Linked DNA regions of Homo sapiens: region 2 is linked to region 1. A link is a loop called in an ENCODE intact Hi-C map of the cell type or tissue named here. Cell type or tissue: PC-3. All regions are shown on one strand.

What was found. A loop is a pair of places that touch in the nucleus more often than their neighbours do. Peaks named below come from ENCODE experiments on the same cell type or tissue, not always from the same donor. Only the 100,000 strongest peaks of a DNase experiment are listed, where the experiment ranks them.
Region 2: it touches region 1 in a loop (1.9-fold over the local background); 4 of 110 quality-filtered maps call a loop at or near these places.

What each region holds. Positions count from the first base shown.
Region 1 is chr4:142,405,894-142,410,893 of GRCh38, reverse strand. The region is part of intron 5 of INPP4B (inositol polyphosphate-4-phosphatase type II B); the gene reads left to right. Among named protein-coding and RNA genes, the nearest start is that of INPP4B, 440 kb to the left of the region's middle. In PC-3, no CTCF peak of the experiment used is centred here; DNase peaks (open chromatin) are centred at 1,793, 2,673 and 4,553; H3K4me3 peaks cover 2,157 bases; H3K27ac peaks cover 4,379 bases.
Region 2 is chr4:142,280,452-142,285,451 of GRCh38, reverse strand. The region is part of intron 9 of INPP4B (inositol polyphosphate-4-phosphatase type II B); the gene reads left to right. Among named protein-coding and RNA genes, the nearest start is that of INPP4B, 560 kb to the left of the region's middle. In PC-3, CTCF peaks have their summits at 2,179 and 2,391 (motif pointing left); no DNase peak of the experiment used is centred here.

The DNA.
Region 1 (5,000 bases):
CTTGAGCATATGATTAGTATAAAAATATAGGATAGATAAAATCCATTTTTTGTGTTAATGCACAGTATAACTATATATTAATGTCAATAATAATTTAAAGGGACTCATATATTAGCATTCTATATACATTACCTTATTGTCTTTATAGCAAATTTATGAAGTACATTCTTTTACTTCCATTTTGCAGATGCTAGAATAGAGATTCAAAGAGATTGAGTAATTCATCCAAAGTCATATATAGCTCTCTCAAATAAGGTTTTATCTTAAGTTAAAAAAAATTTCTTTATCCTCCATACACTATGGTATGTGGTTTCTCCTCTAAGTCTAAATTTCCTTTGGCTAATTTTGAGTACAGAATTGTAGAGATGTGGAAATTCTTGTCATATCCCCCTCACTGATTCCCACGCACCTGTGGCCACTGCTTTGTTCTGGAAGAAAGAGGATAAATTTTGTTAGATTCCATTAACAATGAATGGCAAGAAGAGAGATGAAGTAAGAGTGAGGCAAGAGAAAAGACCTCACTTCACAGAAGAAAGTTTTCTTAGGGGGAAAGAGATGGTCACTTGGGGTTGACCACCAATTCACAGTGCCTCAGTGGTTCACACCACCACTCTCGTGAAAGCCTGGGGCAGGCATCTGCTTGTTGACACCCCCCTTGTCTAATGTATGCTTTACAACTACTTGAATTCGAGCAGTGTTGCTGAACTCAAAAGCACCTGAATGAACAGTTGTGTTCTACTTCAAATTGATTATTGCTGAGACTGAGCTCTCTGATGTGAATCAAGAGGTATTTTTAGGCTTCCAGCCAAAATTGGTTGGAATGATAGAAATGATCATGGACTCAATAGCCTTCACCTGATTTTGAAATAATGGCCACAGGAAACAGAAACTGATATTTTATAAAAAGCAGTATTTTGGTATAGACAGTATCTTTGATTTCACAAAAATCCTGAAGAGTCCCACCTTTTAGCTCTGGACTCTCCAGTGAGAACTACTGGAGCAGAAGAAAATCTGTGCCCTCTTCCTAAGAGGCTAGGTAGTAGCTGTAAGCGTCAAGACTAGAATTTGGCAATTTCTATTCCTCAGAAAAACTTCTGGCCAAATCTATCAAACAGATGTATTTTGTGCAGCTGTTCCAGTGTTCACCTGCACAGTGACTGGGGATTTCAAGCTTTGGAGAAATCCTAAAATCAAGGACACAGTGGGCCTTCATTTTTTCAGGCAATGACTTTGTATAGAGGTTCCATCTTATGACATAGTGTAAGCTTTCCAGTTTGTTCAGTGCCTAGCCCTCCCTGGACATATTGAGTCTTTATTTGTTTATTATTTTTTGAGATAGAGTCTCAGTCACCGGAGATATTGAGTCTCTTTATTTATTTATTTATTTATTTATTATTTTTTGAGAAGGAGTCTCGCTCTGTTGCCCAGGCTAGAGCACAATGACGCAATCTCGGCTCACTGCAACCTCCGCTTCCCGGGTTCAAGCGACTCTCCCACCTCAGCCCTCCGAGTAGCTGGGATTAAAGGCACCCACCACCATGGCCAGCTAATTTTTGTATTTTTAGTAGAGATGGGGTTTTGCCATGTTGGCCAGGCTGGTCTCGAACTCCTGACCTCAAGCAATCTGCCCTCCTTGGCCTCCCAAAGTGCTGGGATTACAGGCGTGAGCCACCGCATGTGGCCCCCTCCATTTATTTTTATTATTATGCTTCCACTGAGGATTTCCTTCTCGTAGAGTGAAAACTGCCTGGCTCCTGTACAAATATGAGCTGGGGATGCCTGTAGGCATCTCACTCACAGCTACTCATAGTAGAATGTGAACCCTCATGTTACTAGTTACCATAGCAAAAGTAATCAGGAAATAAAAAGTCACTTATTGCTCTTTATTTTTTTTCTGATGACAAGTCACAAATTATGGTTTAAAAATATATTCCTTCTGTATTATTATTTTTCCCACATTTCAATAAAAAATACACTGGATACAAGCACACTAGAATCCCCATCTATCAACATCCTGCATATTTAAACTCTTCTGAGGTCTAAGAACACTTTTAAACAATTCAATACTAAGCAAAGCCATTAAGAAGGCAGAAATTAAAAATCTACTGATGAATGAAGGATTGCAGTAGCATTTGTTTGTTACTGACCATTAGATTGAAGTGGGTAGAATTCTTAAATAAACAAAACGAAACAGAAGCAAAATCCCAAAGCATTGCTTTCTTTTAGTCTTCTGAGCTGATGAAGGCCACAGATGCAGGCCACTCCTAGAGTAGAATTATATTTGGTTAATGAGCAGTGGTAAGTATAGCTGGAAGACAGATATAACTTTTTATTTATTTATGAGACAGAGTCTCATTCTGTCACCCAGGCTGGAGTGCAGTGGTGTGATCTCAGCTCACTGCAACCTCCGCCCCTGGGGTTCAAGCAATTCTTGTGCCTCAGCCTCCCAAGTAGCTGGCACTACAGGAGTGTGCCACCACGCCCAGCTAATTTTTGTATTTTTAATAGAGATGGGGTTTCGTCATGTTGGCCAGGCTGGTCTGGAATTCCTGATGTCAGGTCATCCTGGCCTCGGCCTCTCAAATTGCTGGGATTCCAGGCATAAGCCACCTCACCCATTCACTTTTTTTTTTTCCTGAAAACAGATTTTTCAGGATTCTTTATTGGCTGCTAAATAATTCTCATACGGATTAGATTTTATAGTGATCATATGAGTAATATCTTCACAAAACAATCCAATCACTCATTATTTATCAGCCGTCTGGTGGGACTGATTCAGTATGTACAGATCCATGATGTGAATAGGTTTCACCTTATGAAATGCAATGACTCATGTACTAATTTGGTATTTATGAAGAAATATTGGACCTGGTAACAGCTTTTAAAAAGCTGAGTATGACTGAGTCAATAAAAACAATTTTACACAATAATAAAACACCAGATATTGGTAAATGTTGATATTAATATATATTAGTATGATATTAGTAAACTTTTTTTTTGCATAGAAAAGTCCATTTATAAAAAGGCCCAATTTCCTCACTTCCACCCTGAGAGGTAGGTAGATAGATGAGGCAATTAAGTGTCAGAGTTTGTGACTTACTCAGTGCCACAGAACTAGAAAGCAGGAAATCTGGGAGCACAGCTTAGGAATTCTGCCTGATCTCGGGTTCTCTCCAGGATATCATGCTGCATAAGACTTAGGGTACAGTAAATCCTCTGAGCTGTAGGAAGAAAAAAGTGCAGCCCAAGATGTAACTATTATTGTTTTCCTGACAAGATGTAACCGTATTGTTTTTAGATGTGGAATATAATAAAAATACAAAGCATCATCATTATTTTTATCAGTATTAGGGAATGTGCAAATTGGGTTGGACAGAACATTTCAGTGTAATAGAAATTTTCTCTGTTTTTATGGGGAACGAGGGTGAGAGTCTCTCTGATAAAATGGAGAACAGCTGCTCATTTCTGGGAAATAACCACAGCCCACAATCAAGTCTGATAAGAACTCAGAAAAGAAGTGACTTATTTTGAGCAAAGGTGTCATGAGCTCACAAGGTAAAAGATGGGGCTACAAGCAGAAAGTGGGCAAGATGCCTGTATTTGAAACACAGTGGCCTCAGCTTTAAAATTCTGATAGATATATGTCAATATCAGGAAACGGAAAAAGAGCTGTTTACTGTAAGCAGAAAACCAACAGTTGAATTTTATGAGCAATAAAATTAAACACATTCATATTGCAAGTAAAGGAAATGATCAAAATAACCACCAAAGAACAGTGAAAATCTAAATCTAGCTTTTTCTTTCCTTCCGGTGATACGTTGACATTATTGAAACCTGGCACCAGTATTTTTTAAAACTCTAAGTCTCTTGGGTTGAGTAATAATCGTGGTGTGGCGGTGGGTCTTCCAAAGAGAGGTGCCATTGTGCAGGAGGGCAGGTCGGCATGCCAAGAAGAGAAATGAAGCCAGTGGGGTAGGATGTAAGCTACCAGAGAATTCTAGTAATGTAAATGTGAGCACTTCATGTTTCCAAGCCTCTAGTTCTAGTTCTATGTAAAACTGAAATAATTCAAAGCACCATTTTAAGGAATAGAGAGATAATTAGCAAAATGCCTCAAAAATAGTAAGGGTTAAATACATTGTAGCTATTATGTTTTTTCCATACATGCTTTCATAAGCTCTCTTCTGTTACTAGAGGCATGTGGTTTATATAAGGAAAAAAAAGTATATGACAAAACGCCATACAGAAGCAGCAGGATCTGAAAGTCTGGTAAGAAGTTAAGCAGTTAAATAATTTTCCCAGTGTTGCCTAGCTATTTGAACTGGACTAAAACCAAGCCTGTTTCATTCCGAAGTTCCTGCTTTTTCTATCTCCTTGTACTTCTGAAAGAGATTATCTGTAAACAATTGAAAGGTGATAATTGCATCTATACTTTCCTTTGCTTTCAAGTTTCAGATTTAAGCCATATTACCTTTGTTACCAATGGTAAGGACCTTGCAAGCTCTGACCACAACATACCTTAAATACCTCATCTTTCTCTCCCTTCCTGTTATGGTCTGAGAAGTGGGGTAGGGATGGTATAGAACCCTGCATGCCCTCACCATGAAATCAAGGACCCAGGGCTACTTCCCCCATCCATAGCTCCAGCCTGCAGCAAGCCACCAGCCGAATTTAACTTGAACCACCTCTAGTGAGGGCACTTTACATCTCAGCAACTCAGCTGAAGGGAGTAAAATTATTATTTCAAAGGTGGGAGGCGAGGGTGGCGGGGATAGAGAGGAAAGTCGATTCAGACTTGCTTAAAAGGAATATTTTTCTGGATTTTTCTTCCTCAAATTGGGGGAATGATATGTGAGAGGAGAAAATATTCAAGTAAATATGGTATGGTGGCGAGGGTCTGTAATATGAGCCTGGTGTCTCAAGGGAAAGTTTTTAACTTTTGTGGCCCCTGGGCAAGAATTAACCCATCTCCTCCAGGCTTAGCTTGAATTCCAGACCAG
Region 2 (5,000 bases), 130 kb after region 1:
TGGTATATCTGAGGTCATGAGCCTCAATCCATGGCCTCAGATATACCATGTCTGAGGCCATGAACCTCAATTCTTACATCATCTAGAGATGTCACCTCCCCTTATTTCATGAAAATTTTTACTTGGGGTGCACTCTGTCTCAGTTCAGCATTACTCCTCCCAGACTTCTTGTGATTCAGTAGCCACAGGGGTGCCCTTTTCTTAGCTCAATGGCCTCTCAGGCTTTTCTCTGCCCTATTTGAGTACCCATTCTCATTGTCATCTCCGAGATCTCATCATTAATCCCAATGCTCCAGAGTCTCAATTTTAAGCATCCTATTTTCTGAGTTCTATCACCTCTCTTTCCAGTACACTCCCTCCAGTTGCTCTTTGACTGTCCCGAGTCATTGATGTGAAGTCCTGCTCTGTCCTACACAGCCCCTCCCCCACATCCACTTTTCTTATCCATCACTGAGAAATCACAAAACGATTCCCTCGCATATACCCTCAACTCCTGTGCCCCGCTATCCTGTTGCTATATTCCACAAGCAAAATATAAATTGATTAACTGATTAATTCACTGATTTAAAAATTACAACAAAAACTGTGGCTAAGCCCAGAGTTTCGCATACCTATTTCACACTTGTATTGCTGTAGCTGAACAGGCTGGGGAAACTTGACTTCCGTGCTTACAGGTTTTATTTGGTACACGACCCCTAGTTATACCTAGCAAGGGTATAGGTACCCTTGCTAATACTGTACCCACTATGCTCCCCTGATTCATTCACTCTCCCACTTTCTGGGACCACTATTTTACACCTCCACATTCCTAAAAGCTCTAAAATATCTCTCCTCTTCCTCTTTCTCTGCTGATTTATAGTTTCTGTTTCACTGAGAAGAAGAATCTGACAAGTTCCCACTCCACATTTACCAACCTATCAGCTGATTTATCTGATTTTCATTTCCCTGAGAAGGAAAATTTGACAATTTCCCATGCCATGTTTACTAGTCTACCTGCACCTTCTCTACCTTTCTTCCTGTTATTATACAAAAACTCCCTTTTCGTTTCTAAAGTCAACTCGTCTTCTGTCTAGTGTTTTAGATTCTATCTCTTCTCACTTATTTGAGAACATTATTCCAGCACTTATGTCATTTTTCTTTTGCATCATAAATTATTTTCTCTGCTAGATCATGTGTATCAGCGTTAAAAAATGCCATCAAATCTCCTGTTTATCTTTCTAACTTATGTCCCATTTCTCTGGTCCTCTTTATAGCAGAACCAGAGTAAGAACTATGTCTACTTTGCCTCCCTCCTCTGATTGTCTTTTGAATCTATTCTCATCAGGTTTTCATTCCTATTACTTTAGCAGCTAAACAGCATTTGTCATGATCAGTAATGGCTCCATATTGCTAAATCCAAAGGATAATTGTCAGTGTTCCTCTTCCTTGGGATATCTGCCCAGTGGATCAATTGCTCACTCCTCAAAACCTATTCTTCCCTTGTTATCTGGGACACCAGACTTCATTTTCCTGTGGTCATTTCTTCTCTGTTTCTTTTGCTGGTTGCTCCTCATCACTATCACCTATAAATGTTAAAGGGTCCTATACCTCAGTTTAGGATGAAAAGTCTCCTCTTCACTCTTCATTCACTTTCTTCCATCTAGTCTTAAAGCTTTTAATGTCATCTGTATTCTGATGATTCCTATATGCGATGCATCACATAATGATGTTTTGGTCAATGACAGACTGCATATACAACCAATGGTGGTTCCATAAGATTATAACACCATATTTTTGCTCTGCCTTTTCCATGTTTAGGTACACAAGTACTAACCATTGTGTTATAATTGCCCATAGTATTCAGTACAGTAACGTGCTGTACAGCTTTTTAGCCTAGGAGCAAAAGGCTATCCCATATAGCCTAGGTGAGTAGCAGACTATATCATCTAGGTTTATGTAAGTACACTCTATGACATTCACACAAGGACAAAATTGCCTAATGGCATATTTCTTAGAATATATTCTGTCATCTAGCAACGCATGACTGTTCTTATAGCTCTAGCCTTGGCCAATTCCTTGAACTCCTGACTCTAATATCCAACGACCTAATGATAATTGAACACTAAATAAGTGTCTCAAATTTAAAATCTGCTAAACTGAGCTCCTCATTCCTGCCTGCTGCCCACCATGTCCCCAAATTCTGTTTGTCCTCACCATCTCCCCATGTAGGAAATTGCAATGCTACCCTTCCTATTGTTGAGGGAAAAATCCATGTAGTCTCTGATTCCTCTTTCTCATATTCTCTATAGCCAGTCAGTCACAGTATCTTATTAGCTCTACCTTAAAAATAAAACTAAAATCGGATACATCTCCTCTTCCTCCTAATTTCTCCAAACTCATCTTCATGATCCTCTCTGCCCCCTACAGTTTATTTTCCATATTGCAGCCCAAGTTGTGTCTAAAACTTGTCAGTTCAAAATCTTCTGTTGATTATTTGACCTCACTCAAAGTAAAAGGCAAAGGTCTTACAGTGTTTTCTATAGAGCTCTACATCATCTCACTCCCCATTGCTGTGGTAATCAGAATGCTAAGATGTTCCCCAAGATTCTCAGCCCCTGGTGCAGCTGCTCTACATAACACCCGCCCCTTGATTACAGGTTGCACCGTGAATATATGCTGCCTGTAATTATACACAGGTGGCTGGGATAACCATGCATAATAGTGTCTTAGCAGACTGGAGATGGAAATTCTGACCTTGAGGAGGCAAACCACCATGTGAACTGCCAATGTGGAGGGCCTTATGGCAAGAATGGCCTTGAGACTGAGTGTTATCCTGATAACCAACAAGAAAATGCGAACCTCAGTCTTAAAGCCACAAGAAAATAAGTTCTACCAACAAGCTGAATTAGTTATAACGTGGATTTTTCTAAGACTGCATTCCAGCCTATATCTTGATTTCAACCTTGTTAGGCCCTGAGCAGAGGACTCTGACTGGACTTTTGATTTATAGAAACTGTGAGATAATAAGTCCAGTCAGAGTTTAGGTCAGTGGGTTTATGGAAATTTGTTATGTAGCAATGGAGAACTAATACATACCCATCTGATTTGGTCTTCTAGTCCTTTCTTCCCCACCTATCTAGCTTTAGCCACATTGGCATCTTTGCTGTTTCTCAAATAGGGTAACCAGGATTCACTTCAAGGCTTTGGGATCATCTGCTTCTTTCTGCAAAAATCTTGCCCCAAGAAGGATGTATGACTCATTTCTTTACACTTTAGGTGTGTGTTCAAATGTCATCTTATTAAAAAGCCTTTCCCAACCACTGAAAACAAAGTAGCAGCCCCAACACAGCACTCATCCACCTTTTACCCTGCTTAATTTTTCTCCATGGCACTTGTCATATTTTGACATATCACATTTGTTTATCACTAGAATATAAGTTCCATGCGGGCAGAGAATTTTGTTCTGTTACATTATTGTGCATGGATTAGCGTTTAATAGTACTAGTAAGTGCTTAATAAATATTTGTAAATTAGTATTTTCTGTAATTTTGACCTTAATTTTACATCTTTATGGTGTTTTATGTATTTTAAAATGATTTTATTATGTGTTGTCAGAGTAAATGAGAATTTAAAAAATTTAAAAATCACAGGATTTTATAACTGAGTGACAAACATTTAAAACAAATCCTAATGCAATTAAGCATAAAAATACAGGGATTAAGAATTGCTCAGTTTCAGAGTACATGCCTCATTGTGTAATTTAAAGCTCAGTGAATTTCTGGGTGCACAGGTTTGAAATACATTACACTCTAAAATTATGTTCAACACTGTATAACGTTGACCTTTTAATACTAGCTGTTATTTTAGAGATTTCTTTGCATTCTTTCCTACCATTAAAAAGACATAAAACCCAAAAGCATACAAATTCTCTATATATAATTCCAAATTTGAATATTAAATATTGTCACATCACTAGCATTTAATACTGATTGTTTAATAATTTAATACTCCAGTTCTCCATACCTGTTATCTATGGAAAGTTTTCAGAGTGTCTAAAAGCATTTTGATTGGTTTTGTAATGTTTACAAACCATTCATGTAAAAAGTTTTTGTTGAAGAAGCAAAAAAAAAAAAATGCTTAGCTATCTATCCAGACTGTTTTCACCTGGCCTTATAAGTGTATCTATTTTTTGCTTCTGAAAATTTCCACAGGAAGTCAGGTATTCCCAGTCATCTATCTATAACCTCCTATAACATATTTCTTTCTTGCCACAATCATCTTCCTCTCCCAATAGTCTGTGTTTAAAAGGTGTAGCACTCTTTTCCTCTTTCTCTTACTCAAAACTAAAAATACAAAAAAAAAAAATGAAATAAATGAACTTAACAAAAAGTCTCAGGAACAGTTTCTTTTCTGTAGGTCTAAATGTGATAATTTTAGATGATAGGTGGCCAGCTGATTTATGCATCACTGGCTTGGTAAATATATTGCACCTCCTGAATGAGAATCTAGTCTGTTATGAAATGCTTCCTACTATTCAGGTGAAATTTCTTCCTTTCCTATATGAAATTTCTAATGTCTTTAGATATTTTGAATTTATAGTGCATGGGATAAAATCCATACTTTAATCCAACATTCCAAGTAAATGTCAGAAATTTGCTTGACATGGAAGAGGATAACATTTTAATAATGTGGTTTCTGTATGCCCAGACTAAATGGCTGTGCGATTTTTTTGTTTGTTTGTTTGGTATTGATTTATTATCGGAGAAAATGGATGTGTCCTTTCTCATTTATCCCATTTTATACATTAACATAGAGTAAAATTGACTTTTTATTGTTGTACAGTTCTATGAATTTTAACACATGTATGAACAGAGTCCGTATCCACAGTCCAGATACAGAACTTTTCCATTACCACAAAGAAACCCCTTCACACCCACACCAACCCCTGGCCACCACTGATCTGTTGTCCATCAAAATAGCTATTCCTTTTTGAGAATGAAATTGAATAAATTGAATTGTAT